2 separate regions of the Homo sapiens genome follow, and region 1 is linked to region 2. A link is a loop called in an ENCODE intact Hi-C map of the cell type or tissue named here. Cell type or tissue: B cell. All regions are shown on one strand.

The links. Hi-C counts contacts between places; a loop is a spot of excess contacts. Peaks named below come from ENCODE experiments on the same cell type or tissue, not always from the same donor. Only the 100,000 strongest peaks of a DNase experiment are listed, where the experiment ranks them.
Region 1: a loop joins it to region 2, with 14 times the contacts of the local background. A loop is called at or near these places in 1 of 110 quality-filtered maps.

Annotation. Positions count from the first base shown.
Region 1 is chr2:60,578,898-60,586,897 of GRCh38, reverse strand. No RefSeq gene overlaps it. Among named protein-coding and RNA genes, the nearest start is that of BCL11A, 29 kb to the right of the region's middle. RefSeq lists silencers at 4,789-4,938, 4,917-5,206. In B cell, CTCF peaks have their summits at 4,715 and 4,918 (motif pointing right); a DNase peak (open chromatin) is centred at 4,927; H3K4me3 peaks cover 788 bases; H3K27me3 peaks cover 1,354 bases.
Region 2 is chr2:59,444,539-59,452,538 of GRCh38, reverse strand. No RefSeq gene overlaps it. Among named protein-coding and RNA genes, the nearest start is that of LINC01793, 230 kb to the right of the region's middle. In B cell, no CTCF peak of the experiment used is centred here; a DNase peak (open chromatin) is centred at 3,088.

The DNA.
Region 1 (8,000 bases), 1.1 Mb before region 2:
TTTTCTTTGACCTAAAAATTTATTTTTTTCTTCTGAAAAGAAAATAAAACTTTTTGTCGTTGACCCCTGTGTTAGTTTCCTATTGCTGCTGTGCCAAATTACCACAAATTTAGCAGCTTCAAACAATACAAATTCATGATCTTATAGTTCTGGAGATTGGAAGTCTCATTGGGCTGAAATCAATGTGTTGGCAGGTCTGGTTCCGTCTGGAGGCACAAAGTGGGAATGCTTCTGCCTTTCTGAGCTTCTAAAAGATGCTCATATTGCTTTGTTTGTGGACTCTTCAGAGCCAGCAGATTCACATCTTCATACCTCTCTCTGACTCTCTGAATTGTGCTTCTGTCATCACATCTGTTTCTCTGACTCCTTGCCTCTCTCTTAAAAGGACCCTTGTGTTTATTTTGGGCCCATCCAGATAATCCAGGATAACCTCCCCAATCTCAAGATCCCTAATTTAATCACATCTGCAAGATCTCTTTTGCTATGTAATGTCCATGGTTTCTGGGAACCAGAATGTAGGTATCTTTGGTGGGGGATGGGGCATTATTTAGCTACCACAATCCCTAAGTGTATCTTGGGGCTTGGGCACTGTGCCCACTGTGACTAATAGATAAGCTGTGCCTGCCTCAACGTGCCAGTCCGGGAGTGCTTGCACCAGAACGTAAAATGCACTGCTTCCTTCATTGAGAAAGTCTTACTGTGAAAAAACTTAGCGTCTCAGTGTATTCGCCTTCTGGTGTCACCCTCTGAGCCCCTAGCCGACTGGTAATGAATGATTAGTGGACTGAGCACTGTAATAAGTTCTGTCTTAAATAGCTAAAGAACTCTTTCTGTGAATTTAATTCCTTGCTTCCTTTCCTGTGAGCATACTTTGACTTCTCCAAAGTAGATTGTCCTGGTCGTAACTCATGATGTTGAGGAGCAGGCCTGAGCTCTGGTCACTGCTGGACACCCAGTGGGGGGTTCCACAGAGTTGACTTCTTGTTGAATGACAGGGTGGGTGGAGGGATGGATGGGTGGATTAATTCAAATTAATGAAATTCAAATGTCAAGTGACCCTGGGCCCACCAATGAAGTTGACTGTTTATAAACTGGTCCCCAACAGAATTTGAAGAGTAAAAGAGTAAGAAGCTCTGGGAGCCAGTGTTATGGAGAGGGCCAACTTTTAGTTGCCTGAGTTAGAGGCTGTCAGTGAGGTGGTGTCGGTGCAAGAATATTTGCAGCTCCGTCACCCTCTGGGTTCTTTCTCCACGTGCATGGAAAAGGGCTCCCCAGTCTCGCGAGGCAAGCGGTAGTGGACTGGAACGTGGTGGGGAGCTGGGACGAGGAGAGGCGGCAGCGGCGGAGGTGGCGGCGGCCTAACGAACACGTAATTTTCTTCTCACTTCATGCGTCCCTCTCCATCTGACATGGCAGGTGTGCTGAGGAGGAATGGTGTGTGAATCGATTTGGAGAGGATCAGTGACACGGCAGCGAGCCGGGGCCGCGCCCCGAGCCATTGATCGCCTCCAAATCAATTTGCACACCGCTCCCTCTTAGGTCACCTGCCATTTCAGACAGGGAAGAGAACAGTGAAGTGAGAAGGAAATTATGCCGGGAAGTCTGGGGACCTTCTCTCAAGAACGTGGGGTCAGCCTTCAGCTGCCCTCCCATCAGCAGCCTTTGGAAGGGACAGTGCTCCCCAGCCCACGACCCACTCTGCCTTGCTCACCCCCGCCCTGGAGGGAAGGGAAGCCGGAGACTGGAGCAAAATGGGGCTGCTCTGAAAATCTATCAGCCTTGAGCTCACCTCTGGGGTTTGGGCTGCCACAGTCATATCCTAAGAGCTATTTTAGAAAACCCAAATTGCCAACAGTAATAATCTCTCCGCCGCGGGACTGGTTTTCATTTGTGCCTCTCAATGCACTTCACAATTAATTCTCACCAACCTCTGTCTCCCGTGAGCCAGGAGCCCAAGGGGAGCCCAAGGGGAGCCCAAGGCAAGGCTGAGAAGCTTCATGGATCCCCATCGAGAGTGCAAAGGGCTTCCCCACTGGGAAGACACACACACACACACACGCGCACACACACACACACATGCACATGGAGGCCAAAGTCTTCCTCAAGGAGCCAATGGCGCCAATCTTCTCTTTTGAGGGGAGAGAAGGGAAGGTGGTGTAGGGGGTAGTTAAGGAACTGGAGGATATCTTTGGCTCCTGACACGGCCAATAAGCCTCAGCTGAGGCAAGAGGCATCTACTTGCTTACCAAGGCCTAACGCCTGACTGACAAGCAGCTGTTTGAAGGACACTGTCCATCCAAACATGGATTGTACCGTGGACATACTGTCTTCTCTGGAGTTACAGAGGGAGTTGGGTTCATTGCCACCCTCATTAGGTCACAGAAATCCCAATAAGATAAAATGGAAGATGCTACCCTGCCTGAAAGTGCCCAGCATGGTGCAGGATGCTGATGGGTACTCAATAAATGGACTGCAGGTTGACTTAGTCCCCCTTCCCAAGTGGGCAGTTTAGATTCTAAGTACTTTCCAGTTGGCTGAGCAGTTTTTCCCAAGAAGTAGGCTCCTTACTGTTCCTGATTTCTTTTGTCTATCCCATCAGAAGCAGGACAATCAAGGCAGGTCTAAGAGAGAACTCATGGCAGGAGCAGAGGACATGGAAGGATGCATCCGCCCTGTTTCTACAGAAAACAGGAAAACCAGCTAACCCACTTCATGCCTCGTGCAAGTCTGAGATGCATTTCTACTCCCTTCCCCACTGCTAGGGAAATGCTGGTCATGTTCTTGCTGCCCGGCCAGGCCCCTCCTGTTCATGCCTCAGAGGTTCATCAGAGATCTAGGATAGGGACTGGGGTTAGGTCTTGCATTTTTGGAAGTTATTGTTTATAAATTGGTCCTCAAGGGTCCAATGGCAAAAAAAAAAATGTATATTTATATATAGATTTTGACTCAATAAGCTCTCTCTCCCCTGCTCTCCTGCTCCCCAAATCAGATGCTTTGCTCCAAGCAGGCAGGTGAACCAGGATTCTCGAATGCTTACTGCACAGACCCAGCCACTTACACGTGTGCATGTTCACACACACATATGCATGCTGTCACACACACATGCACACACATGTGAATACACACATTCCCTTCTTAGGCCAAAGCCATGCTTTCCCAGCCGAGTTAAATTTTCTCCTCTTGGGGGAGGCTTTCCCAGCCGTTTGCTCTCCCTGCTCTTAGGACTCTAGCTTTTTCCATTTGGCATGCAGATCACGTCTTCTTTATGATCAGGAGAGACTCTTTAAGCACCTAAGGCAGCCCTGCTGCCCACACTCCTTCCAGCCCAACCTCAGGAGTGCTGAGCTTTCTGTCTCAACATTTTTCCATGACTCTGCAGAGCACTTCCAGGGAAATAAAAAGTTTAGGGTTCAGTTTAATACAGTGCCAGGTATTCTACCAGGCACTGATGGAGGCACTGGGGGGAGGTCACAAAAAGGATGATGGTGCTGTCCCTGCCTGGAGGAGCTCCACTGGCCCAGTGCATTTACCTTGGCTCCTTGGCCAGATTTAAATGCTCTGGGAGGCCATCCACAACAAGGCCCAACTCTGTGGCTATGCCACAGAATCAAGGCTCTGGTAATTGGAAGTAGCTTAAATGTAATCAATTCTAACTTGGTACATGGCTCTAGGTTAAATTTGTTGGAGTACTTTGGACTTCGGTTAGAGGATGGGGTGGAGTGTTTAGGAGAGAAGATTGGGTTGGAAGGACACAGAGTGTCATTTCTGAGAGCTTCAACTCTACCCATGGCTTCTAAAATAAGCCAGAGGGTAAATGCTACTTTTCTGCTATCTTTCTGGGGTGAGCATTTTCAGAGACAAACATAGTTAGAGGAATTTACTCTATGGTAAGAAGAGTTTGGCCAACTGAATCAGGACAACGAAGACATTTTCTGTCCTCACCAAGACTGCAAAACCTCACCTGCTGAACTGGGTCATTCAAGCTAAAAACAAAAAACAAAACAAAACAAAAAACCCTTCCTGACCAAGCATCCTTTGAAACATGGTTTAATTCCGTTTCTGTGACTTGTAGATTGTTCATGTACTCAGGGTCCCCAGAAGGCAAGGACTTGGCATTTACTTACCTTTGGCTTCAGCAACATTTGCACATGGTACATATCATAGACTTTTTTTTTTTTTTTGAGATGGAGTCTCACTCTGTTGCCCAGGCTGGAGTGCAGTGGTGCAATCTCAGCTCGCTGCAACCTCTATCTCCCGGGTTCAAGAGATTTTAGTCTCAACCTCCCGAGTAGCTGGGATTAAAGGCATGTGCCACCACGCCAGCTAATTTTTGTATTTGTAGTAGAGACGGGGTTTCGCCATGTTTGCCAGGCTGATCTCCAACTCCTGGCCTCAAGTGATACTCCTGCCTCGGCCTCCCAAAGTGCTGGGATTACAGGCGTGAGCCACGGCGCCTGACCGACACATTTTATTAAATATATCTTTAGGTTGTTAAATGCTTTGGTTTTGAGTAGGTAATATGTGCACATGGTACGAAAGTCAAGGAAGTCATGAGCCACCCTCCTAGGTCACCAGGGCAGGTACGGTAACCACTTTCCTTTGTGACGTTCCAGATATATTCCACGCATATGCAAGCAACTACATCACTAAATATTCTTGATCATGGTATTTTTATTCATTGTACATAGACAAGTCTGTCCACCTCCTTCTACTTTTTCTGCTGGCGACGGCTCAGTTGCATTTACTGGAAGTGGTTCTGTGTTCACACAGCACTTAGTATACAAAAGAGAACGCACCACAACAGTACAAGCAGTCGTGGCCACGATGACACCAGCGTCCCCGTGGAGCTTGGAGCCACGCTTGGTGGTTCGCGCCTCCGCGCCTCCGGGGGCGCAGTGTCCAGCTCAGGCCGCACGATGGCGCCCGCTTCCTGCGGACCCGGCCCACGGCGGCGGCACAGACAAAGACGGGCATCGGGCCTCCCCCGCGGGGCGGTGGAGGCGGCGGGCGCCCCGGGTGGCCGAGGCCGCCCCTGCGCGCCGAACCAGGCAGCTGCCGCCCGAGTCTTTGTCCTACGCTGCTCGCCCTTGTGCTAAAGGACAAGCAAAGAGGACGAGGGGAGCTGGCGGCTCCGGCCAGGCATCCACCCGACTCCCGTCCCAGCTCTCACACCCCAAAGCCCGGCCCCGCGCGAGCTGGGGTGGCTGCAAGCGCCTGCGTGGGGACGACCCCAAAGGCCTGCCCAGGAAGCTTTCCTCCACCTCCACACCTCTGTAAAGAATTTTCCCGGAATTCCGCACTGTGGAGGTTTTGCAGCACTGCCCTGACTTCCCATTTGAAAGGCTACAGGGCCTGGGTGTCCCGGGTGCAGAGGAGACATGCATTTAGGTTGACTGCAAACTCGTGAGCATCTGGGCCTGGCTGTTCCAAGCGCAGCTCTGCAGGGGTCCAGGAAAACTTCTCTCCTCTCGTGTTCTGGCACCCTCTAGTCCCGCAGTCCAGTAGAGTTTACTGGGATGATGCCAATGTTCTGTCTCCACTGGCCAATATGGTGGCCACTAGCCACACGTGGCCATGGATCGCTTGAGGTGTGGCTGAAGAACTGAATTTTAAACTGTATTTAATTTTAATAAACTTGAATTTAGGTAGTCGCATGTGACTAGTGGGTTTTGTAGTGGGCCCTGCAGTCTTAAGGGCTCAAGTCGATCTGAGCACTAGAATATGTAGTTATGTTGTTGACAGTAAAATTTTATAAAGATTCACATACAGCATGGATCATGTGCCTGTTACACCCGAAAAGATCCTGGAAGTGGCTGGGGGGCTGGGAAAGAAAAAGTGGTGCCAGCTGAGTTTATTTTGTCTGTTTAGGGAGATGGTTAGGGGGTGCCCTGCGTGTGGAGTAACGTAGCATGAGAATGAAGGTGAAGATGAAATAGGTCCTTACAATGCCTTGCTAGTCCTGCGAATGGGACTGCCTAATCTTTGATCTATTGTTACAGAAAGTTTGGGGCTAATCACTGTCATCTATTAAGTGGCTAAGTATATACATCCCACACATTGGGTTCTTGGGACAAGATCATCCTACCAGAAATAATTTTGAAGGAACCTGGGATCTTCTGCGGTCTTGTGTGCTCAGAAGGAGGCGTGGAGGAGTGCCGGTATCTGCGGGAGCTTGACCGTCCAGCCTGAGGTTCTGTCACTGCTGTTTTCTCTGGGCATGTGATAAATATGAAACAATGGCAGTATCATTGTGTGTTAGGGTGGTGTTTATCTGTGGGATGCAAGACAGTCCTGGGTAGAGACACTGGGGAATTAGAAGTGTTTTTTCATGAGTTGGAATGTCTTGGTGGCAAGCCAACTTCTCACTCATCATCAGAGCAAAAGTTGAACATAAAATTCACAAGTTACCTGCAGCAGCAATCATCAGGGTTCTGGTACCTCAAGAATGCCTCGTCACCTGTCTCCTCCAAGAATGTAAACCAATCAACGACTTCCATTTATTTTTATTGAAAATAAACATGTATACCTTCTTATAGGTTCCTTGGTCTAGTGTATTGAATCTTTCCAATAAGCAATGCAATTATGTGACTGTTTTCTAAAATCTGAGGTGGATGCCACCTTTTAGCATCCACCTTTTGATCTTCCAGGTAACATTTGTGTGTGTGTGTGTGTGTGTGTGTGTGTGTGTGTGTGTGTGGATAGAGGTACATGGTGGGCAAGGGGCAAAGACAGATCAAGAAATATTACATTCTCCTTGAAGATTCAATATGCCCTTTTACCTATTCTAAAGCATCCAGAAATAGACCTGTAAGTGCTGACATCTTATTGCCCTACAGCTGAGGTGTCCTGGCAAGGCTCCTTGCCCATAGTAGGCATTCAATAAATTTTTGGTGAATTTTATGTAAGAAGGGAAAATGGGCCAGGATTCCATATCCAAGCTATCGTTGTGGGCTGTCCATCCATCTCTTTTTGTTTTTGTTTCTTTTCCCCTGGAGATGTTGCCGACCACAAATAAAGAACAAGGGGGAAAATAGTTAAGCACACCTAGAGCTGCGTCCAAACAAAAGAGGAAAGAGACTAAACAAACCCAAGGTTTTCTATTTCTCCCTGAGCCAAGTAATCCCTTTGATTACATCTAATACCTGCCAAAACCCAGATGGTGTGCCCACCCATCTCCCGTGTGATAATGCCACATTGTGAAATCTACCTATTAATATTAATTGTCAGTTAGAGAATCTGTCTGAACTACTAAAGCTTGAGATTGCCTTGAGAAAGCAGGCCCTGCTTTAGCAGGGATTTTAAGATAATTCTCATTCTTTCATTCTGTATCTCACATATGTAGAATGTTAAACAATAGCCTGAGAATGCTTTTCTAATTTCGGTACATGCCTGCCTCTTGCAATCCAGGTCTTAAACCACTGTTCATTTGGGGTCTACACCTGCTGACCAAAATATTACCTTAAACTGCTGTGGGCTTGCCAGCGACATGTAAGCACACACTGTTCACCATATAGAGAGAATTTTAACTCCCTGGGAGCTGTTTGAATTGAATGTGCCCTAGCATGTGATGCTCAACTATTTCCTTTTTATTTTTCTCCCTCTCAGTAATTGACTTGGTAATCCTTGAAAAGTATTACCAAATCTCAGTTTTTTCAATTATTGTATGGGTCTTCCTGAGGTAGGAATGCAAAGGCACAAGAGAAGGCCGAGGAAGAGAACTTGAGGTCCAGGCAAAGCTGTCGCATGGCAGAACACAGGGACCTTCAGGGGTGCTGCTCCTGGCTGATAATCCGGTCTGTGATGTTTGATTTGGACTGTGATCATAAACATGCCCAGGTCAGCTCCAAAATCCGATCTGTGCTTCCAGATCTCCACACTGAAATGTTTCAACGTTGCAGTTTCTGCTGCGTTCACGGAACTTTTTCTTTTTTTTAAGCCACAAAATTTCAGAATCCATTTATGCCTGAAATAGATATGAAAATTTAGTAGGTGTGAGATTG
Region 2 (8,000 bases):
ATTAAACAAACTATGTGCTTCCAAAGTACAATAATGGGACAGGCATAGGATAAACATTCTCATTCCAAAAAGGAGACATGGGAAAGAAGAAAGGAGAATCAGTTTGCAAGTGTTCAAAACCAACAGTGCAACCAACATTGAATCTTGAAGTTTGAGAATAATCTTCTCCAACTCCACGTCTTGCCTTCTGACACTGGGGCAGGGGTCTCCAGCATTTTAGGGGGGCTCTTCTCTTGTTGCTTTGGTGGGCACATCCCATGCAGAAGCTCTCAGGAGTTGGAGTCAGGTGCTTCCAGGTCTCCCAGACTGGTACTGCATACTGGTGGCTCTACAGTTATGGAGACTCGAGGTGGCCCCATCCTTATGGCTTTGATAGGCATTGAGCTAGTGGAGGCTGTCTGCAGGGCTTAAACCTGTGGTAGTACTCTGCCTGGGCCCCAGGGCTCTCCAATGCATCCTTTAATATCTTGGTGGAGGTAGCTGTGCCTCCACAGCTCTTGCACTCTGAGTACCTGCAGAGTTGGCACCCTGTGGACGCCAACAAGGTTTACTGCTTATACTTTCAAAGAGACAGCCCAAGCTGTACCTGTGCTGGCTTGTGCCACAGCTAGGGTGGCCAAAGAATGCTACACTGTAATGTCGGGAGCGAAAACTCGAGGCAGCTCTGGACAGAGGGTCCCAAGATCGCATGGGTGTCCTGAGCTTCTCCTTCGAAACCATTCAGCCATCAAAGGCTCATGATGAGAGAGGCAGCTTCAAAGGTCTCCAAAATGCCTTCAGGATCATTCTTCCATTGTCTTGATTAAGAACATCTGGCTTCCTTATATCTATATTTAATCTCCTTATCAAACATTCCCTTGACCACACCCTTAGTTTTCTCTCTTGAGCATACTTTTTTTATTCTTTACATGTCCAGGCTGAGAATTTTTCAGATCTTTAGGTTTTGCTTCCCTTTTGATTATAAACCTATCTTTAATTTCTCTCTTCTATTTTACTATAAGAAGTTGAAAGAAGCAATGAAGCATTCTGAGCACTTTCCTGAGAGATTTCTTCCGCCAAGTATCTTAGTTCACTGCTCTTAAGTTCTGTCTTCCAGGAAACACCAGAACATGAACACAATTCAGACAACTTCTTTGCCACCTTAAAACAAGTATAGCCTTTTCTCCAATTTCCAATACCTTGTTCCTCATTTCCATTTAAGAGCTCATCAGAATTGCCTTTACCTTCCATACAATCATGCATCACTTAACAATGGGGATACTGTCTGAGAAATACATTGTCGGGCAAGTTCGTCATTGTATTGGACATCAGAGAGTGCACTTACACAAACCTATATGGTATAGCTTACTATATACCAAGGCTGTATATGGTATAGCCTGTTGCTTCTAGGCTATAAATCTGTACAGCATGTTACTGTGCTGAATACTGTGAGTGACTGCCACATAATGATATGTACTTGTGTATCTAAACATACCTAAACACAGAAAACATACAGTAAAAATATGGTAAAAAGACAAAAATATGGTATACCTATATAGGACATTTACCATGAATGAAGCTTTTATGACTGAAAATTGCTTTGGGTGAGTCAATGAATGACAGGTGAGTGAATACGAAGGCCTAGGACATTACTGTACATCACTGTAGGCTTTATAAACACTATACACTTGGACTACATTAAATTTATTTTTTAAAAATGTCTTTCTATACTAACAAATTAACCTTGGCTTATTGTAACATTTTTACTTTATAAACTTTTTGTTGTTTTTAATTTTTGACTCATTTTAAATAACACAGCTTAAAACACAAGCACATTGTACAGCTGTACACAAATATTTTCCTTCTGTTAATTATTCTCTAAGCTTGCTTCTATTATTTATGTATTTATTATTTTTACTTTTTAAGTTTTTAGATAAAAATAGGACATAAGCATACACATTAGCCTAGCCCTATACATGGTCAGGATCATCAATATCACTGTTTTCCAGCTATACATCTTATCCCACTGAAAAGTCTGTAGTAGTAATAATATGCATGGAACTGTCATCTCTTATGATAAAAATGCCTTCTTCTGGAGTACCTTCTGAAGGACCTGCCTGAGGTTGTTTTACATTTAACTTTCTTATTTTTAATAAGTAGAAGGAGTACATTCTAAAATAACAATAAAAAGTATAGTATGGTAAATACAGTAATTTAGTTATTTATTATCATTATCGAGTATTATGTACTGTACATAATTGTATGTCCTATACTTGTGTATGACTGAAAGCACAGATTTATTTACACCAACATCACCACACACACATGAGTAATGTGTTCTGCTACAAGGTTCCAATGGCTACATCACTAGGAAATAGGAATATAGGAATTTTTTTTAGCTCCATTATAATGGAGTTTACAGGACCACTGTTGTGTACATGCTGTATTGTTAACTGAAATGTTGTTATGCAGCACATGACTGTATTTCTACCAACATTCTGATCATGACCAGTTAAGTAATCTCAAAAAAGATTAAGGCTTTCTCTATAGCTCTCCTCTTGTTCAGAGCCCCCTAAGAATAGTCCCTTTGAGGCTCAGCCTCTACCCACTACCCAATTTCAAAGCCACTTCCATATCTTTATGTATTTGTTATAGCCAAATGCCACTCTCAGTACCAGTTTCTGTCTTAGTCCATTTCTGATACTATAACAAAATACTTTAGACTGAATATTTTGTAACAAACAGAAATGTATTTTTCATAGTTCTAGAGGCTGGAAAGTCCAAGATCAAGATACCAGCAGATTCGTTGTCTGGTGAGGGCCTTCTGGCCTTGTCGTTGTATGTCAAGAGGGCAGAAGGGCAACAGGGTCTAGCTAGTTCCCTTCAGCCCTTGTATTAGGGCATTAATGCCATTCACAAGGGCGGAGACCTCATGACCTGATTCCCTTCCATCAGGTCTCACCTTTTGATATCCTTATCTTTAAGTTTAAGTTCTGACATATGGACTTTAGTTTCTCAAACCACAGTGCCCAGTAATTACAGTTCTCAGATACTAAGATAAGTCAGCTGATTGCCAGCAAGGTCCTCTTGTTATAACATGCCACCTGCTGGTCCTTCACATTCCTCACCTTGGTATGCAGGACTATGACTGGGGTAGATGAAGTAGTAGGTCAGACCTACTCCTTGAGAAAGCCACAGTGGCTCCATCTTTCCATGAGTACACTTATTGCAGGTCTCTCTGCATTCCCCATTAAAAACAAAATAGATGAACATATTGAAGCTCAGTACATTTGAATTAGTTACTCTTGAATCACCCAACTAGGAATGGGCAAAGTCACAATTTAAATTCAAAGGTTTTGAGATGCACAGACACTAAGTTGCAAAAGAAACATTTGTGTTACTTCATTTTAATGTAAGTAATCAGCTTTTGTAATTCGCTTATAAAATATTTGTCTTACTCTTTAAAAAACCAATATTGTTTATTTTAAACTTTTATTATTATTATTTAACTAGGCGACTCATTTTTTACTAAGGAAACTGAAAGAGTAATGTCATATGAATGACACCACATTGGTCAGTAAATACGCCTTTTTTTCTTCAGTCAAATGAAATAAAACCATTCATCCCTGGACTCTTAGTCTGAGTGTACCATGGAGCTGGCAGAGCTGGAGGAAGAAACAAGCTCCATCTCTCTCCTCCCATACCTACCCCATTGCCATCTTATCAGCATTGGAGAGAGGACTAGCCAAGTCCATGTGTAAAGATATCAAGTCTAAAATAGATTGTTTTCTACTTTAGGGCCTCTCAAACTTTAAAGCTTATGTACATTGCCCTGGAGCTTTGTTAAAATGTGGATTCTGGTCAGTAGACTGTGTGGGGTCTTAGATTTGGTATTTCTAATAAGTTCCCAGGTGATGCTGATGCTTCTGGTCCCATCTGTCACTTTCTTCCCAGTGACCCTGTTTTGTTCTTTTCTTCAAAGCACTCATTACCCCTGAACTATCATATACTGATGTGTAAACACCCACCTGCTCTCCACTAGAATGTCACATCTTTGGGTCAGTGGCTGAGTTGCTGTTGTTCACCTCTGATGCTTAGCACCAAGATTAGTGGTTAGTTTATAGGAAAGACTCCCCCAAATATCCAGTGACCCCATTAATTAATCTGGAAAAATACCTTAAACAGAATGCCAACCATCCTACCTTTGAGAATGCTTCTATTCCAATGGGAAAAAAAAAATGGCCACTCTAACCACCTATTGAAAGCTAACGGCTTCTTAATTATTCTTTCCAGGAAGTACTTGGCTTCCCAACAGGCCCTGCATCTCCTTCCCTCCACTTCACCCCACCCCATATTGAAGCTAACCTAGATTTCTTCAGTGCTGTCAGCATTTTCATGGGATGAACTTGGGGAAAATTTTGTGACCTACACAGAAGAGTGTCTTATGATGGGAAAAGGCTCTTTCTATCTTTTCTGGGTGATAGCATAAGATCTTTATTAGGTCAGTGCCTTGCACGAGCCACAAGCCTCTTAGGGAGGTAATCTGTCCAGCTCATCCTGTCACCCTTCAACTTAGTGTCACTCAGTAATGATGTACTCTGGCTGTCATCTCTATTATCCTTGTGCAATAAGTTCGTCTGCCTCCTTCTATCTTCAGTTCATTTGGAGTCCATTTAGCATCTTTACTTAGATATGTTTGGTAATTACATCTGAGAGCCCATGAAGCACTAACCATTCAAATAGTTTTCAACTGTACCTTGCATGAGAGAGCATGAACATTAGTAGCAAACACTACTTTTGATTTTCATGTGATAACAAAATCCAACAAGCAACAAAAATATACTAGAACAACAAAAATCTTGTGGCCTCCTTTGGGAAAGGTTACAAGATAAGTACTTACATAGTCAATGCCATTCACACAATGAGATGCTGCTCCTTCCCCACATCTCTTTTATTTATAATAGATCTTGCTTTAAAGGTACCTGCCCATTTATTGTAGATGACAGACTAATAAAATGAAGTCAGTTTAATAAACGCTGTATCAGAATATCCCATCTTCTAATGTGGCAATGTGAAATTTCACCACTGGAGGAAGCATTTAACATTCTGACTATTTTAATACTTTTAATAAATATTTGCAATTCCTGTGATAAAGCATCCCAGTAGAAAATGCATTTCCTCCAAAATTTATGGGGCCGCTGGCAGGTGGCCATTTTCTAATTTTCTGTCTCACATACATTTATTACAGATTTCTAACAATCCCTTTTTTGCTTTTTGAATGACTATGAGCATGCTGTTTTGTCTGAATAGGAATGTATGTGGTTAAAATTGAGGGTGGTAAACCAGAGCTTTCTGGTTTGCAAATTGGAGGGTTGTTCATATCCTCTTGGTGGCTCCTTCCACGTCTATTTTGTTCAGCTCTGTAATACATTTAAATCAGGTCTTCAGAATCTACATGGGACCAGAGGATCCTTTATTCAGTTCCTCAGTAGTGAAAGGTTGGGAGCAGGCATAGGGACAGGGTTAGGAATAGGTGTCAGGTCATAGAGTTTGACCTGTTAAACTTTGAGCTTACGCATAGAATGCTGCAGAAATTGTAAAATACTTGTTAGAGTAATACAACTTAGAGAGACAGTAATATCCAAGTTAGACATATTTCAAATACAAAGGGAAGAAAGCTACGCAAATTCTATTGGAAATCTTTCTGTAGAACAGAAAAAAATAACTTCTTAAAGTTTGTCATCACCCTTTAATATACATTTCCATCTTTGTTAGACATCTCCGTGTAAAATTAGTGGGTACATCTCAACTCAAACATTGCAAAACAAAGCTCACTCTTTGTGCTACTTCCTATTTCTACCTTCTGACATACTTAAGATCTAATTCCTTATCTGCATGCTGGATTTCACTTAAAGTTATTGTCATTATCCATAGGCAGAACAGAAATCTGAGTCTTTTTCAGGTATTTTATTTCAATGTTATCTCAAGGCCTTCTTGTCCTTCCTACTCAATGTCTCTTTACTCATTTCCTTCCTCAGTTCCCACTGACATTGCCCTAGCTTATTTGTTTATTATCACTGATGGCCACTACTTATTTATGAATCATTTAATCAATGCATTACTTCATTTAAGCTGTCCAACAGTCCTCTAAATCAGGTGATAATATATCCTCACTTTACAGACAAAGAGGGAGGCAGAAAGTCTCAGTGACTTTCCCAGAGTTACTCAGCTAGGAGGCCTTAGTACTGGGATTTGAACTCTGGCACCAAAATGAGGCTGTGAACCGCTAGGCTCTCCCCTTCCAGGCTCCCCACCAGCTATTATAAAACCTTCATAAATGATCTTTCTGATTTCTTTGTCCTGTGTCTCCTATTCCTCTTTATATTTATGCCACAGACTGCTTACAAAACCATGGTTCATACCACAACCTTTAAAACTTCTGGTAGTACCTTCATGCCCATCATTTATTCATTCAGTCATTCATTTATCATTCATTCTGTTATTTCATTTATTCAACACATATTTGTGAATCATACATTATGCACCAGGCAAAATCTAGGCACGGGGGATATGGTAAGATTAAAAAGTCATCCAGAGCTCTTGCCTAGTGAATGATAAGTTAGGAAATAATGATACAACACTATCTTGGCTAGTAGTAAGTACTATGAAGAAAACTAAAGCAGAGTATAGGATAGAGATAGAGAGAGAGAGAGAGGATTTGCTGTTTTAGATGAGATAATTAGGAGAAGCCTCTGCAATAGTTACATTTAAGTATGTGCCCAAGCAACAGGAAGGAGGATGTATTCTAGGCCAACGGGGAAAAGCATTCAAGGAAAAGTGTTAAGCAAGCGCACCGTACTTAAAGCAGGGCTGTGCTCAGCCTGTTCAGGAGCAGCCAGGAGGCCAGGGAGACTGAAGTAGAACAGAGAGCTGAGACAAGAGAATTGAGGGAAGCTGGGGTGCCCTATAAACTAGGGGTAGCCAATCCCTGGGCTCAGGACTGGTACCAGTCCGTGGCCTGTTACAAACCAGGCAGCAGGAGGTGATTGGCTGGACAGCGAGCATTACTGCCTGAGCTCCACCTCCTGTCAGATCAGTGGTGATATTAGATTCTCATAGGCATTAACCCTGTTGTGAACTGTGCATGTGAGGGATCTAGGTTGCACGCTCCTTAGGAGAATCCAATACCTGATGATCTGAGGTGGAACAGTTTCATCCCGAAACTGTCCCCCAACCCCCATTCATGGAAAAATTGTCTTCCATGAAACTGGTCCCTGATTAGAGACTGCTGCTATAGACTATGGTAGTGTCATTGGAATGATATTCCTTTCCCTCTCACTCCTGTATCTATAATTCCAACATCTTCTGAAAAAAGGATGACTTGTCACAATGTGCTGTCTCCAAAATTGGACATGCACCTTACCAGCTCTCTGACTAATCCATTCTGAAGACCCTCTTCACTGACTTCTGAAATCTTCCCATCTTTTAAGGCCTATTTCCAATGCCACAGCCCTAGTTAATTCTCTTATGTCCTACCCTGCTTTAGCTCCCTCCTTAATGAGGAGGGGGAGAAGGAGCAGGAATATCGTGGAAGGCCTCAGGGAGCCGACAGCCTTAAATCAAATCCTAATGTGCGCCTTGCTGGCCAGGTCCTTCAGAGCAAGTGAGGTCACCTTTCCAAGATACAGAGTGGTTTTGCCATTTTAAAAATACATCAGTACAGGAAAAAATCTCATAAGGTTTTTGGAGAAATAAGATTATTTTACATATTGTATAAATCCAATAAATTTCAGATTTAAATTACTTTAAAGGTAATTAGAGTTCTAGGATCTTGGGGCCTTCTTATTTATAACCCTAACAATATGCTCTAGTATTATGCTTCTACCCATGCTTTCCTGGGTTAGACATTAAGCATCTTGAGAACAAGGACCATATCCAGTTTATCATAGTATTTCCACCAGCAGGTGCTAAGAAAATGAGCAAAAATAACTTATTCAAACCAGCAATTTATATATTTCATC